Regions from separate parts of the Homo sapiens genome. Here region 1 is linked to region 2. Evidence: chromatin loops called from intact Hi-C (ENCODE). Cell type or tissue: PC-3. All regions are shown on one strand. Each heading gives the region's core, and the rest is flanking DNA. Links, peaks and the distances in the headings are about the cores only.

Evidence for each region. A loop is a pair of places that touch in the nucleus more often than their neighbours do. Peaks named below come from ENCODE experiments on the same cell type or tissue, not always from the same donor. Only the 100,000 strongest peaks of a DNase experiment are listed, where the experiment ranks them.
Region 1: it touches region 2 in a loop (16-fold over the local background); 4 of 110 quality-filtered maps call a loop at or near these places.

The regions. Positions count from the first base shown.
Region 1 is chrX:53,328,491-53,333,861 of GRCh38, forward strand. No RefSeq gene overlaps it. Among named protein-coding and RNA genes, the nearest start is that of IQSEC2, 9.8 kb to the left of the region's middle. In PC-3, for the core only: a CTCF peak has its summit at 2,734 (motif pointing left); no DNase peak of the experiment used is centred there.
Region 2 is chrX:53,247,238-53,252,542 of GRCh38, forward strand. IQSEC2 (IQ motif and Sec7 domain ArfGEF 2) reads right to left here. Exons shown (of 15, transcript NM_001111125.3): 5 at 3,042-3,937; 6 at 1,484-1,645; 7 at 877-999. Among named protein-coding and RNA genes, the nearest start is that of KDM5C, 25 kb to the left of the region's middle. In PC-3, for the core only: a CTCF peak has its summit at 2,339; no DNase peak of the experiment used is centred there; H3K27ac peaks cover 1,126 bases.

The sequences.
Region 1 (5,371 bases), core at 201-5,200, 81 kb after region 2:
TACTTAGGAGACTGAGGCAGGAGGATTGCTTGAGACCGGGAGGTTGAGGCTGCAGTGAGCTATAATTGTGCCACTGTACTTCATCCTGGGAGACAGGAGACCTTGTCTCTAAAAAAGAAAAAAAAGATAATTTTAAAGGCTCCTTCCGGCCCTGATTTGCACTACACAGTCCTAGATGTAGAAAAGAAGTCTGGCCGGGAGGTAAGGAGGGGGGACAGGAAAAAAAGAAACAAAGGTCTTTGAATGCTGGAACATTCCAGCCAGAAGCAATGAACCCTGACAGCCCCTGAGACACTCCTGAAAGGAAGAATGGTCCATAAACAGAACTCAAGCCTGCATTTCCCCAGTCCTACTGCATGTAACTCCTACAGGGCAGGAGAAATCAAAAAATCCGTTCCATTGCTCTCCACTGCCATCTAACTGGCTATTATTCAAGGAAGAACAGGTCAAGACTGCTGGAGCTGGAAAGAACCTTAGAGATCATGTAATCCAAACCCCTCATTTTATAACCGGATAAAAAGAGGCTCAGAGAGTTGAAAGGACTTGTCTCCTTGTTTGCTACTCCACCAGGGCCGTGGTGGAGTTCACTGTCATTGGAGGTCTTCAAATAGTGGCTGGACAACCTCATCAGGAGGGTCTGTTGCCTAGGGAATGGAAACACTACATGGAGGAGTTGAATTAAGATAATTTTGGCCAGGCATAGTGGTTCACGCCTGTAATCCCAGCACTTTGAGAAGCTAAGGTGGGAGGATCACTTAGGCTCAGGAGTTCAACACCAGCGTGGGCAATGTAGTGAGACCCTGTATCTACTGAAAAAAAAATTAGCTGGATGTGGTGGCATGCATCTGTGGTCCCAGCTACTCAGGAGACTGAGGCAGGAGGATTGCTTGAGGAGGGCAGAGATGGTTTTGTTGACCTTTCAATCCCCCAACCAGGCTTGGCCCTGGGTTCTTGCCCACTGTGGGTGAACAGTAAGCAGTTGGAAAATGGAACTGAATTGCCCAGAGGCACTGCAAGTAGAAGCTAGGCCTTTCAACCCCCAACCTATGATGCTTTCCATAACAAAATCTCATTCAATTCAGTTCAACAAACATTTATTGGTTTCTCTATGTGCCAGATCTGGAGCTACAGTAAAAGATAAACCAGAGGCAAGCTGTGCCCTCAAGGAGCAAACATTCCTCCAGGGAGCTAGGCTCTTCCCACCTCGGGCCCTGCACACCTGCTGTTCCTTTGGCGCGGAAAGTTCTCTTTGCTGCCTTTGCCCACTAAACTGCCTATTCATCCTTCAAATCTCAGATGAAATGTTGGCTCATCAGCGGCACCTTCTCTCACTCCCAAACTGGGCAGATCCCTCTGATACATTCTCTCAGTGAGTCCTTTTCATTCCTGAACTTAGCAAGTTTGTAATTCTATATTGATTTGTGCAGTTCTTGGTTTGCTAACCTCCTGCCTCCTCATTAGACTGTTAGCTCTACAAGGGCAGATACTGTGTTTTGCTTCCCACTGTATCATAAGCCTGGCCAAAAGCCAGGATAAGCAGTCCATGTTTGTTGAATGCATGAATCGACAACCTAATCGATTATGTAGACAGATAAATCATAACTACAATTCAATGTGATAAGAGGTATAGGGTAATAGAGAAATCATTTCTTTCTTTCTTTTTCTTTGAGACAGAGTTTCACTCTTGTTACCCAGGCTGGAGAGCAATGGCGAGATCTCGGCTCACTGCAACCTCTGCCTCCCAGGTTCAAGCGATTCTCCTGCCTCAGCCTCCCCAGTAGCTGGGATTACAGGCATGCGCCACCACACCCGGCTAATTTTGTATTTTTGTAGAGACAGGGTTTCTCCATGTTGGTCAGGCTGGTCTCGTACTACCAACCTCAGGTGATCTGCCTGCCTTGGCCTCCTAAAGTGCTGGGGTTACAGGCGTGAGCCGCCGTGTCTGGCTGAAATCATTTCTTTAGAAAGGAGGAGGCCAGCTCCTGCATCTATGGAGCTGGCCTTGGCTAGCCTTGCAGAACGCATATACGGCCAGACAATCAAAGCATGGGGCAAACGGCATAGCTTTGTGAAAGCGCCCATTGTGTTCAGACAAACCAAAGCTACTTGTCAGCATCTCTCCATTTCCCCAGTCCCCTAGGAAGCAGGCAGTTCTGCCACAGTGGGACAGACTGGCCACCACCTGCTGATTCGGGTTCGGGCACAATTGGCAGTCAGACCACAGGGCAGAACTGAAAGGAAACTCCTGGAATTCGGAATTCACAAATCTCTCTATTTCTCAGGATTCTGCTCTCCAGGAGGAAGATTGAGAGATCTGATTGGGGCCGGGTGCGGTGGCTCACGTCTGTAATCCCAGCACTTTGGGAGGTCAAGGCAGGTGGATCACCTGAGGTCAGGAGTTAGAGACCACCCTGGCCAACATGGTGAAACCCTGTCTCTACTAAAATACAAAAAATTAGCCAGGCGTGTTGGCGTGCGCCTGTAATCCCAGCTACTTGGGAGGCTGAGGCAGGGGAATCGCTTGAACCCGGGAGGCGGAGGTTGCAGTGAGCCGAGATCGTGCCACTGCACTCCAGCCTGGCAACAGAGCAAGATTCTGTCTCAAAAAAGAAAAGAAAAAAAAAAGAGAGAGAGATCTGATTGGTCCTGGAATGAGGGATCAGTTCTGCACCTTTCCGGTGGGATAAGACCTACTCCCAGGCATAAGAGAGTATTGCCCTCTAGTGGTAATAATAATGATAATGATGATAATGATAATGATAATGATAATGATAATGATAATAACAACTAGTGGATGTGGTCCTTGCTTGGGAGATCAACCATACCCGTTTGCCCAAGATTGTTTTAGCACTTGAAAGACCCACATCTCAAGAAACCTCTGAGTCTCAGGCAAGCCTACTCCTTGATGGTGTTCAATGCACTCGTATACACATGATCTCATTACATGGCTCCTAACCCTCGATGCCAGGAATCAGGATTCAGTCTGCACAGATCTGTAGAGCTTTAGAGATCCAGCCCATTTTCCAGATGAGGAAACAAAGCCCAAGAGGAGGGAAAAAATTTCCTTCGTCAGCATTACATTACAAATTAATGGCAGAACCAGAATCAGCATCTAGGTGTCCAGGTCCACAGCCCCGGCCACTGTTGCCCCTGGCTGGCATGCCCTCAGCTACTCTGTCAGTTTGTCTAGGTCCCATGTCCTCCAGACTCGCTAAACTACTCACCCCTTAATCCTTTCAGAAAACTTCCCCCTCTGAAAGCCTGAAACACTCATTTGACACTTAGCATGTGCTATAGGTACCGTTTTTTATCCCTTAAATGTATAGTTCAAAAAAAAGAAAGCTCCTCAGCTCCCCACAAGCCCAACCCCCAGAGATACTAACAAGGAGAGCGGCCTCTGGTCAGAAGAGTCTCAGGAGTGGCCCTAGTTGGTCCAGGGCCCCGAGGAAAGTGCATTTGGCACTGCAGAGCAAGAAAGGAAGCAGAGGGAGGCTTTTGCAATCACCAGGTGGGATGGATTTGAGAGCCAAGAGCTGAGGAGAGGTGAAAAGGCATCCTTGCAGCCTCAAGACAAAAGGAGAAAGTGAGAGCCTTCTTTGCCCCAGGGATGCCGCCAGGGAATGGGTCCTGCTTTTTCTGCTGCCAAAATTGCTGTGCCCTTCTCCGTTCCCCTGGTCCCTGACAAGGACCCCCAAAATCAGCTCTTGCCTTTCCCCTCCACTGAGACAAATTTGCAAACTCCCACATCTCTGTGGAAACGGCAGAGAGCAGGAGAGAAGAAAAAAGGAGAAAAAAATCCACCCACATGCCAACAAACTGGAAAAAAAATAACCCAGGCCTTGTCGCACTCAGCTGTTGGCTTGCTGCTCCCTCCCACTGTGGCGGCTGCTCCTGCCTCCTGGACATGGACCCAATGCTGTGCAGTTCCCCTTCCCATCTGGAGCTGGCTTTTGTCAATGCCCCTTGTCCCTACCCCCACCCCAGCTCTGGGAGAGAGAGTCCTGGAGTCCAGGAGGAGGAAAGCTGGAAGGGAGGACCGGCAGAGCCACCCAGGGCTGTGGCTGACCACAGACTCTGTGCCCATCACCGTCTCCCAAACTATGGAGGGGAACTTCCTCCCCTCCCAGGGAAATAAGTTAAGGAGATGGGGCACTGCCCACAGGCTGGCCCCACCAGGCCACTTCTGTCTCAGAGGCTGTCCCCTGCGTCTTCTGTCCTCCCTCCCCCAAGCCCTTCCCCTTGGCTGCCTCTCTCTACCATTTTCAAGCTCTGTTTTCAGTCTAACTCCTTCTATTTTCATCTTTTTGTGCCCTCGCCTTTCTTCACCTTCTGCTCCAGTTCTGGGCACCATATTTAAACAAAGCAAAACAAAACAAAATGGAGTGTGTTGCTAGGAAAGGAGGGATGTAGAAATCATCACTATTAGGAAAACGGAGATGTTTTGCCCGTAGAAAGGAGGATATGGACTCAGAGGAGCATGGAAGGATAGAAACACAAGGAGCTTTTTGGATAACCTTATTTTACAGATGAGGTGATCGAGGCCCAGAGAGGGAAGAAGACCTGGGGCTACCATGCAGAAGAGGGGACAGCTTTGTTCTGTGGGCCTCCAGAAAAAAGAAGGAGGACCAGTGAGTACGATTTATGAAAAGGCAGATTTATTTATTTATTTATTTAGAGACAGAGTCTCACTCTTGTTGCCCAGGCTGGAGTGCAGTGCCATGATCTCAGCTCACTGCAGCCTCTGCCTCCAGGTTCAAGCAATTCTCCTGCCCCGGCCACTCGAGTAGCTGGGATTACAGGTGCCCACCAACATGCCTGGCTAATTTTTGTATTTTTAGTAGAGACAGCGTTTCACCATGCTGGCCAGGCTGGTCTTGAACTCCTGACCTCAAGTGATCTTCCCGCCTCGGCCTCCCAAAGTGCTGGTGTTACAGGTGTGAGCCGCCCGAGAAGGCAGAAGATTTAAATGACAGTTTTGTTTCTTCCTTCTAAATCCGTATTCCTGTTGTTTCGTTTCTTTGCCTTGTTTTGCAGGATCTCCAGTTCAATTCTGACCAAAAGGGATGATAATGAGCATCCTTGTGCTGTTACTTATGTTAAAGGGGAAGATGTCAATGTTTCATCATTAGACATGGTCTTCACTGGAGGATTCGGAGGATTTTGGAGGATAGTCTTTACTCTTTATCAGGTTAGGGAAGTTTCCTCTCATTCCTTTTTTTTTTTTTTTTTTTTAAGACAGGGTCTTGCTCTGTTGCCCAGGCTGGAGTGTGGTGGCGCCATCACAGCTCACTGCAGCTTTGACCTCCCAGGCTCAAGAGATTCTCCCACCTCAGCCCCCCTAAGTAGCGGCGACCACAGGTGTATGCCACCA
Region 2 (5,305 bases), core at 1-5,000:
CTTTCTTGATCTCTGGGTCTGTCCTCTTCAGAGCTTCCCCTAGACCAGCATGTAAAAATCACAATCGCTACCTTTTACAGAGCTCTTCCAGGGGATTTATGTACGTTGTTTCACGTAATCCTATCATAATCCTGCAAGGTAGCTATTGGCAGTCCCATTTTACAGATGAAGTGACTAAGACTCAAAGTGGCGAGGTAACTTGCCCAAGGTAATAGAGCTGGTAAATGGTGAAGCCAGGATGAAAACCCAGTTATTTCTGACTGCAAAGCAAATCCTTCCCCCATTGTGGGAAACAAGTTCTCAGCAACTCCTGTTTCTCTTCTAAATACCCTAAAGTGGCAGAGCCAGGATTTAGACCCCAGTCTATCTGATCTCCAAAGCATTTATAGTACAGTAAAATGGTTAAGGGCATGGATGGATCATGGACTCAGACACATACGAGTTCAAATCCTGTTTCTACCACTTATTCACTGTATGAGCCTGGGCAAGTTACTTAACCTCTCTAAACTTCTGATTTCTCATCTGTAAAATGGGAATAATAACAGAAGTGCCTACTTTATGGGGTGGTTGTGATTATTCGGTGAAATAATCATGTAAAGTGCTCAGCTCTGCACCTGATACCTAGTAAGTGCTCCGTGAATGTTAGCTGTTATTGCTGATGTTGTTGTCACTTATCGAATGCCCATGTCCCAGAGGCTGAGCTAGATACTTTATATGCACTACCTCTGATCCTCACAATTGCCTTGCAAGATAGGATTTATCATCTCTGTTTTATGGTGAAGAAAGTATGAGGCTCAGAGAAGTGACTTATAAACACATACTACGTCGATGCCCACAGGAGGGAGGGGCAGCTTCGCGAGTGGGAGGTAGGCACACCTGAAGGCTTCGATGAGTCGCTCCACTTTCTGGGCCTCACCCTGAACCCGGATATGGGACTGGAACTTCCGGAGCGCATCATCCAGATCCATGGAGGAGAAGTCCATCTCATCCACCACACAGCTAAGGAGCAAAGAAGGAGGTGTGGCGCTTTCAATTCCTCTGCAGAAAACCTCTGACCCACCTGGACCTGCTCAAATGGACCAACACCCCCACTGATAGACTCTCAAATTCAGGACCTGTGGCCCGAGCAAGTACACATGAGGACAGAATGTTTGAAATCAAATCCATCTCAGAAAATTGAGGCAAGGCACGTGGTCACTAAAGGTCCTTTCCATCAAGCCACTCATTTCAGAGACAGGAAAACTGAGGCCCAAAACAGGCTACAGGATGAGCATGTCTTGCCCAGGGCCACCCAGAAGACTTTAGGAATAGAGCCAAACAAGATCAGACCCCTTTGGGGCAGAAGGGTACAGGGGCAGGAAGGTCTATTCATCCTGTTTTGAAAAGCTTATCTGAGCTAAAGGGACAGGCTGCCCCCTTCCTCCCTCTTGCTGTCCTTTTCCAGGAATCCCTGGCCCAGCCTGCCCCATCCTGGGGTCCTCACTCCAACACGTCTCTGTTGAACTGCTTCTGCCGGTTCCCTAGGAATTCCCCTATCATCTGCCGGCTGAGGCCTTTCCGCTCCAGGATGAAGTGAGCCACTCCCACCGGTGTGTCTGACAGGAAGCCCCGCTCGATCAGATACTGGATACCCTTCTCTGGCTTCCTGCAGAAAGAGGAGAGGTAGATGAGATGACTGTCCTCCTGGAACTGTGCTCTCTGTCTCATTTGTTGAACTAATTTTGGGCCCAACTAAGTCCGGCCTCAGAGGACCAACGAAGTCAAATACATAATTTGATCCAATCCCATCATGGCACAAGTGAGAAAACTGAGGCCCAGGGAGAAGAAGCCACTTGCCCATTTCAAGGAGCTTCAAAATCCCAAGGTATCTTCAACCCAACATCCCCCTTCACTGGAGCCACATCACAATTGAAAGAAAATCAGTATCTAATGAGAGCCTGCTCTATGCCAGGCTTGACATTCCCAGCAAGAACCGAGGAGAGGGCTGAGCACCTTCCCTCTGAGTCACAGACCCTCAGAGTAGGGAAGAAGTGAAGAGGTTACTTTGTTCCACGTCCCACATCCCACTCAGGCAGGTATCACCAACTTTCTCTGAGTGTTTCTGTAGACAAGGTGCCCCCTAGATTTCCAGGGAGCTGGGCCAAAATCTGGGTCACAGCTATCCCATATTCAGAACCCCAGAACCTTAGGACCCCACAAGGTTAAAATTTGGAAGGGACTGATGCCATAGGAGTCTCAGATCCATCACTTCCCAGTTGTATGACTTTGGACAATTCCTTTTGCTTCTCCAAGCCTTGGTTCCTTATCTACAAAATAGGAACACTACTGCCTGCCTTGCTGAGTTATTGTAAGAATTAAATATAGGTGGCAGTGTTTAATAAGCTATAAAGATGTAAGGCATTCAAGTAATGGCTTCCAATTACATCTAATGTTTTCCAATTACATCTAATATTTTCCAATTATTTTCTAATCAAATGTCACACTCCCACCTCACTCCTAAACACCTGGCAGAAGACCAGGCACCTAGAAAGAGCTTAGTCACAGTCACTGAAGGGTCCAGCACACCACCCTGCCCCCAACACCTCTTACATACACATTCTGCTAGTGGTAGGTGGAAAAATGGAAGCCCAGGGGAGGAATGCACCTTGCCCAGGGCTATGCAGTGAGTCTAGCCAAAGGCCGACTGAGGGGGCCAGGTCTCCTGTTTCCCAGACTAGGGCTCTTTCTACACCATATCACCTCCCCTCTAAAAAGGGAAGGTGGGGAGGACAAGGTTCAGAATCCATTTAGTGGGGTCATCTCACCCAAGATCAGACAGCCAGCCAGGGGCAGTACTGGGACCCGAGCCCAGGTGTGTTAAGGGACTCTCTACTCTGCCACCCTGTTGCCAATCCTCTTCCCTGAATGTCTGGGGAGAAATACCATTCCACAAAATGAAAGGATGGCAGAACGGGGATCACTGTGTGGAGTTCTGTCCCAGGAACCCAAGTGCATGTGGCAGGGTAGGAAGGGGTAAGCAGGCTAGAACGGGGAGCACGCACTTGTTGAAGAGGTTGAGGCCGATTCGGTAGTGCCGCCTCTGGACCACATCATTGTTGAAAGCTGGCGAGTCCCAGCTATGCCTTGTCTCCCGCTGGTAAGTCTGCTTGCACAGGCCGGTAGCCGGAGGCTCCCTTAGACTGTCCCGAGAAGAGGAGCCGGAGCTGCAGTTGATGGTCTCATTGGAATTGCTGGAGCTCTCAAGGCTCTCGTTATCTCCACCATCAGAGTTCTCGCCTGCTGCCTCGCACTTCCCCAACCTCCGACCCCCAGCCACACCACTGGGCCCAGTGCCACTGTTGGGGGCTGGTGGCAGGGGCCCTGGTGGGGCTGGGGCTGGGCCTTCAGGGGCTGGGTAGTGGCGGTGTGGGATCGGGGCCCTGCCTGGTGGCCCCTTGTGCTTCAGGGTCCCATGGGGGCTGCAGCCATCAGCCTCATACACCAGCTGGCGGTGGACAGAGCCGCGATCTGAGCGGTCACTCAGGTCCACGGAGCTGTCACTAGGAGGCTCAATGGTAAGCAGGGGAAGGTGGGCAGCCCGCAGCCGGAAATCCCGGCACTCCAAGCACCCGGGACCCCTGCGAGTGCCTTCCTCACGGCTACCGTCTTCCCGGGTTCCTGATGGCACTGGTGGAGGAACTGGCGGGAGAGGGGCTGGCGCCCAGAACTCGGGCCGGCCCTGGGGTGGGGGTTCTGTGCTGGGCAGTCGCTCAGGGGATTGTTGGGGAACTGTGTCATCCAGGTAGAGGGGAAGATCACTGAAGGATGTGGCTGAGCTGTCCTCTTGCTGTTCCTTTGACTCCCGCTTCTCCAGCTGGGCTGACCCTGGCTCCTCAGACATGGGCCCTGACGGGTGGCAGTTCAGGGCTTCGTCGATGGATTCAGCCAGAGACTTTACCTGTGCAAGGGGGGGAGGAGAGGAGGGAAAGGGAGAGAAAAGAAAGAAAGATAAAGGGAAGAATGGTGGAAGGTGGGAATGAGGGAGGGAGGTAAGGAAAAAGGGGGAGTCTTCCTGGTAGGTCAGCAAGGAGGGTGGATTCCCCTCCCCCAGCCCTGACAGGCTCTCTGTGGTCTGTAAAATGACTCCCAGGGAACCATTGTGAGCTCACAGGAGCTGAGACTAATGCCCACAAGTTCCCCACTCAGCTCACACCCCAATACCTCCTTTGTGTCCATTTAGACTCAAGCCAAACGTTACCTCCTCCCTGATTCAAGCCACATTCTTGCCTCTGCCATCCCCCAGAGTAAACCAAAATCCCAGTTTCCTCTGTGGGAATTCTCTTAGGAAATCCATAACATTTGACCTTGAGCATCTGGACCACAGCTGGTAATGCTCTCTCCCTGTGGTATCCAGACTCTAAACTGGCCGCTAATGATCCCTGCCTCCTGGTATTCACACCCTAGGGTACCACATTGTACCAGAGTTAGTCTGTGTGACAAACAGCATATGGCAGAAGCGAATGTATGTCACTTCTGAAATTAGGTTTTAAAAGACTGCAGAGGCTGGGCATGGTGGCTCATGCCTGTAATCCCAGCACTTTGGGAGGCCAAGATGGGAGGATCCCTTGAGCCCAGGAGTTCAAGAGCAGCCTGGGCAACATGGCGAGACTCTATCTCTACAAAAAATAAAAACATTAGCTGGGTGTGGTGGCACACACCTGTAGTCCCAGCTACTCAGGAGAGTGAGGCAGGAGGATCACTTGAGCCCAGGAGTTTGAGGCTGCAGTGAGCTATGATCACGCCACTACACTCCAGCCTGGCAACAGAGCAAGATACTGTCTCTAAAATTTTTATTTGTTTGTTTGAGACAGAGTCTTGCTCTCACCCAGGCTGGAGTGCAGTGGCACGATCTCACCTCACTGCAACCTGCACCTCCCAGGTTCAAGCGATTCTCCTTCCTCAGCCTCCCCAGTAGCAGGGATTACAGGTGCGCACCACCATGTTTGGCTAATTTTTGTATTTTTAGTAGAGACGGGGTTTCGCCATGATGGACAGGCTGGTCTCAAACTCCTGACCTCAGGTGACCTGCCCACCTTGGCCTCCCGAAGTGCTGAGATTACAGGCATGAGCTACCACACCTGGCCAAAAAAAATTTATTAAAAAAAAAAAAAAAAACTGCAAAACATTTTTTAAAAATTTAAAACATTAAAAAAAATTTTTTTAATGACTGCAGCTTGCATCTTGAGCACTCTTGGTCGCTTGTCACTTGTACTATTTCTCTCAGACCCCCCAACCTGGGGAAAGCCGCATCACGAACAGTCCTATG